Linked DNA regions of Mus musculus: region 1 is linked to region 2. A link is a loop called in an ENCODE intact Hi-C map of the cell type or tissue named here. Cell type or tissue: heart. All regions are shown on one strand. Links, peaks and the distances in the headings refer to the core of each region. The heading gives the core; the rest is flanking DNA.

What was found. Hi-C counts contacts between places; a loop is a spot of excess contacts. Peaks named below come from ENCODE experiments on the same cell type or tissue, not always from the same donor. Only the 100,000 strongest peaks of a DNase experiment are listed, where the experiment ranks them.
Region 1: it touches region 2 in a loop (4-fold over the local background); 2 of 42 quality-filtered maps call a loop at or near these places.

Annotation. Positions count from the first base shown.
Region 1 is chr9:48,841,131-48,843,949 of GRCm38, forward strand. No RefSeq gene overlaps it. Among named protein-coding and RNA genes, the nearest start is that of Zbtb16, 6.3 kb to the left of the region's middle. In heart, for the core only: no CTCF peak of the experiment used is centred there; no DNase peak of the experiment used is centred there; H3K27me3 peaks cover 614 bases.
Region 2 is chr9:48,971,436-48,974,254 of GRCm38, forward strand. No RefSeq gene overlaps it. Among named protein-coding and RNA genes, the nearest start is that of Htr3b, 7.9 kb to the left of the region's middle. In heart, for the core only: a CTCF peak has its summit at 1,301 (motif pointing left); no DNase peak of the experiment used is centred there.

The DNA of each region.
Region 1 (2,819 bases), core at 186-2,685, 130 kb before region 2:
TTTTAGGTGTTCCACTCTCAGTGGGCAGCCATTTAACTCTCCAGCTTACCCATGCAGATATTGGTTCCCATCCCCTGGGGGACTGGAGAGATGCCTCAGTACGAGTAGCACTGGCTGATCCTCCAGAAGACCTGGGTTTGGTTGCCAGCATACACATGACAGCTTGCAACTGCCTATAACTCCAGTTCCAAGGGCTCTGTTACCTTATTCTTTGACCGCTATGAGCATCAGACATATACATGGTGTACAGACATACACGCAGGTAAAACATTCACACACATAAAATAAAAATGAATAAATCTATTTTTAAAAAAAGAGAGAGAGGGAAGACATGTTTGCTACTCCTGCAGAGACTCATGTGCGCAGCTCACGACTGCCTGTACATGTCAGGGTTTCACAAACCGTAAGAATGAAGTTATGTTGTTCGGTGACTGGTAATTTAAGCCAATTATCTTAAAATTATAACAAAACAAATGCTACTATACTATAAATTAGAAATTAAAATTTATATCGGTTTTTGAGATGACATAAAAGAATGCTCAGAGCTTTTTTTTTTTTAAAGTTCAAAGTCTCTTGGGAATGTGATGGAAAGCTAGATATTCTTATAGTAATAACGTAATGAGTTTTCAATGTAGTGATGATGCTAATTTATTATCAGAGTAAAATGACAGAGTTTTTAATTTGTTGTGCGTCTCCCAGATATCTCTTATGCTTATGTAATTTGCCTTGGCATCCATGGCACATACATACTCCTAATTTAGTGTGAAGTAAGTGGGTGATCTAGAAGACCTTATTTTTTTAATTAGGTATTTATTTCATTTACATTTCCAATGCTATCCCAAAAGTCCCCCACACGCTCCTCCACCCACTCCCACTTCTTGGCCCTGGCGTTCCCCTGTACTGAGGCATATAAAGTTTGCACGACCAATGGGCCTCTCTTTCCACTGATGGCCGACTAGGCCATCTTCTGATAATTTGCTCAGAGCTTTTGCTTGGAGAACAGTTCACTGTACTGCCCTCTGTGCCGAGTGGTTAGGAGTCTGGGAAATGCCCCAGAGCAGAGGTTGCTGTGGGCTCCAAGCCACACTCTTGGTTCTCTGCCTCTCCCTCCTCCATGAGTCCCTTTGCACTGTCTGGACATTTGTCATCATTCTCCCCAGCATCTGCCTTGTATCTGGACTGCCCAGTGTGTGTTCTGACCAGCTCCTTCATTGGAAGCTTCCAGAAGGCCAGGTCTCAGTCCTGCTCAGTGTACCCTCTCCCGGCTCCAGAGTTTAGCTGGCAAGTTGGGGGATAGAGGAAGTGAATTCATGAGTATATGCAGAACTGGCCCATAAAAGCTCTTCTGCTTAGCGCTCTCTTCCGTTGTCTTTTCTGATCTGTGACCTGACCCCCACAGCACAGATATTTCAGAAGCAGAGCCATGAGGATGAGAGGAAGCTAGATGCTTAGGTTCCGTTCTAATCCGAGGGACTCAGTACCGTGTGCACCACACAGGATCTGAGTGAGGCCTTCGTTGCAAAATCCTCACCTGGAAACTGTGGAACATCATGGGGACCACTCCACAAAAGTCACTGGGAGGATGCTCAAAGATCTGAAAGCCATCCAGGTACTGCCTGTCTATAGCCCCTTGCTGGGATAGGAGGATGTCTGGGGTGGAGATGTTTAAAACCACTCTGGACCACTTAGCGAGACCTCATTCCAAAAACAAAACCAGGGCTCAATGGGGAAACACTCACCTACACAGGCCAGGGTCTGAGTTCCAGTCCAGCACTAAAAGAAATGGACACTAGATATTTATTATTAGCAATGATGCCAGGCTTCTCTCTGCTTACCCCTATCAGACATTCTGGTAGGAGAGTTTAAGATAAGTTCTTGGAGCTGGTAAATTTTAAATGGTTCTTTCTCTCCTGTTTTTGTTTTACGGTTGGTTGGTTGGTTGTTGTTTTGAAGCAGGCCTTGCTATGTCGCCCTGGCTGACCTGGTACTCACCATGGAGTCAAGGTTAGCCCTGAACTTGCAGTGATTCTCCTGCTTCTGCCTGCCAAGTACTGAGATTATTGGTGTGTGCCACATTGTCTAGTTTATGTCTCATTTAAAGAATGAAGTTGCGGCTGGGGAGATGGCTCAGTGGTTAAGAGCACTAACTGCTCACCCAGAGGACTCATGTTCAATTCCCAGCAACCACGTGGTGGCTCAGAACCATCTGTAACTCCGGCTCCAGGGCATCTGGAGCTTCTTCTGGCCTCTGAGGACTCATGTATATGGTGCACATGCATGAACTTAGGTGTACATACATACATGCATGCATACATACATACATGCATACATACATACATACATGCATGCATGCATACATACATGCATGCATACATACATGCATACATACATACATACATACATACATACATGCATGCATGCATGCATATATGCATACACAATTTTAAATTAATACTTTTTAAATGAATGAAGTAGGCAGCTGGAGATGTAGCTCAGCTGGAAGTGCTTGCCTGGCATGCATGAAGCCTGGGTCTCATCCCCTGCACTGTACAAACAGGACCTGTCTATAGGTTAAGTATTTGGGAGGTAGAGGCAGGAGGATCAGAAGTTGAAGGCCATCCACTGCTCATAGCAAGTTCTAGGCCAAGTTCTAAGTTCCTGGGTTTACATGAGACCCTGACCATCACTGCCATCTCCTCCGAAAGAGTGGTCTTAAGCACAGTACATTGTAGCCCTATTCTCCCAGTCTGGTCCTCTGTGTTTAGCGGTAGTTGGCGGTAGTCTGGTCCTCAGAGCAAGGCAAGCTGGCAAATGGAAAG
Region 2 (2,819 bases), core at 299-2,798:
GGCATAGTCTCACAAGAGACAGCTATATCTGGGTCCTTTCAGCAAAATCTTGCTGGCATATGCAATGGTGTCTGCATTTGGAGGTTGATTATGGGATGGATCCCTGGATATGGCAGTCTCTAGATGGTCCATCCTTTCGTCTCAGCTCCAAACTTTGTCTCTGTAACTCCTTCCGACACTGAATTTAGAGGCTGTTCTATTTACTTATCGATTCCTCCTCTCACTGCGTGAGGAACTGTGCAGGTGCAGAACATCAGAGGAGGAACAATAAGAAAGCACCAGGGACCTGAGTGGAGGTTGAAGGTGAGAAACTTTCAGAACGCATGAGGTAAATAAAAAAAGCCTGAAAGATGGATGGGCTCCATGAGAAGCTGGAAGAAGATAGGAGGAAACCAGACAAGGCAGAGTAAAGTGGCCTCTGTAGCCAAACAGGGTGGCACACACCTGTAATCTTAGCCTTTGGGAGACAAATGCAGATGGATCATTGAAAGTCTGAGGCCAGCTCTATAAAGCAAGTTCAAAACCAGCCTGGGCCACACAAAGAATATAAGGCAAGACCCTATCTTGGGTAGAACGGTGGGCAGGAGGCTCAGATATAGCTCAGTTGGTAGAGTTCATATAAGCCAAAGGTCCGAAGGGCAGTGGTGGCACAGGCCTTTAATCCCAGCACTTGGGAGGCAGAGGAAGAAGGGTTGAGAACCGAAAGCCATGTACAGCTACATAGAGAGCTGGGGGCCAGTGCCGTCTATCTGAGACCTTGGGGGTTTGGTATTTATTTATTTACTTTGTTTATTTGCTTTTTGTTTGTTTGTTTTTGCTGTTCTGTTTTGAGACAGTTCCCTTTGTTCTGAGTCCAGGTAGGACTCACAGCAGGGCTGTAAGATGAGAGCATGGTGCCTTCCAAGGGGTCACAAGCACATCGTAAAAAATGTGGGCTGGTAATTACAGACTCACATGAATAGATTTACAAGTTCATGACACAGAGTGCTAACAGGACTTAAAATAGGAAACCGAAATATTGTATAAGTCTGTATAAGCGCTGTGATTATAATGCTGTCTCCGAATGGCCTGGAGCAATTATTCCAAAAGGCACAACAGCTGTATTTGCCCCCACATTGCCATTGCTGAAATTGACACTGTCATTGCTTCAGGAGGAAGGCTTGGCACTAATGATAGGGGGCTGACTATGGCTGGAGTGTGACAGACCTCTAGTTAGGGCCCTTAAAGACTGAGGAAAGGAGTCAAAAAAAAAGCTTTCAGGAAGCCAGTCTGAGGCAATGGATGTAGTCAGAGTGACACCTAGTGGTGGCCCTTCAGCTCGCGTTTGCAAATTCTGTGCAGTGACAAAACTACACTCAACCTATTCTGAATTCTTGGTTTATTATCTATCTATCTATCTATCTATCTATCTATCTATCTATCTATCTATCTATCTATCTATCTATCTGCTTATCTTGTTTTTTGAGGAAAAGTCTCACTGTGCATCCCTGTGTGACCTTGTACTTGGGGTGACTCTCCTGCCTCTGGCTCCCAAGTGTAAGAACACACTCCTCTTTAGATTATGCTTGTTTTGGTTTTTGTTGTCCAAGCTGGTCTTAATAATGGAGGATGACTCTGAGCTCCACATCCTCCTCCGCACACCTTCTCAGACAGGGATTATGGGGAATCCATACCTAGCATTAAACAAATTGCTGAGTTTATTACATTTACATATTTATTTGTTGTGTATGTGTACATGTGTTTGAGCACGTGTCATAATGTTCATGTGATGGTCAGGACAAGCTGCTGGGACTGGCTCTGTTCCTTCACCATGTAGATTCAAGGGATCAGACCCAGGTTGCCGGGCTCCTTGGTAAGTGCCTATAGCTGATGAGACATCTCACCAACCCTAGACTTCATTATATGCTCTGTTTTCAGACTATTTGAGCGTCATGTATTCTTCAGTTTGTGTCACTCTTACTTTGCTCTTAATTTGCTTCCAGGAGGGACTGGAGAGATGGCTCAGAGGTTAAGAGCACCTACTGTTCTTCCAGAGGTCCTGAGTTCAATTCCCAGCAACCACATGGTGGCTCACACCATCTGTAATGGGATCTGATGCCCTCTTCTGGTGTGTCTGAAGAGAGCAACAGTATACTCACTTAAAATAAATAAATCTTAAAAAAAAAAAAAAAGCCCGGCTGTGGTGGTGCATGCCTTTAATCCAGGCACTTGGGAGGCAGAGGCAGGCAGATTTCTGAGTTCCAGGCCAGCCTGGTCTACAAAGTGAGTTCCAGGACAGCCAGGGCTATACAGAGAAACCCTGTCTCGAAAAAAACAACCAACCAACCAAACAAACAAACAAATATACTAGCCCAAGTTAGGTTTTTGGGCTTGAGAAATGGCTCAGTGGTTAAGAGCACCAACTGTTCTTCCAGAGGTCCTGAGTTCAAATCCCAGCAACCACATGGTGGCTCACAACCATTTGTAATGGGATCTGATGCCCTCTTCTGGTGTGTCTGAAGAGTGACAGTGTGCTTACATTCATTAAATAAATAAATAAATAAATAAATAAATAAATAAATTTTTTCTTAAAAAAAAGTAGAATTCCCAATAGTAGAAATAAATAAGATCTCACCCCTGAAAAGTTTTTAAACAGAACTGAGCATATAAGTCTGTAATCCCATCATCCTGGATTCTGGGACAGAAGGATTGCCAAGAGTTTGAGGCCAGTATAGGCTACACAGCAATACTGTCTCAAAACAAACAAAAAACAATATGATTTAAAACCATATTGAATTCTGGCATATGTTATGAGAAGTCAAATTCTATAAGGTCTTAGA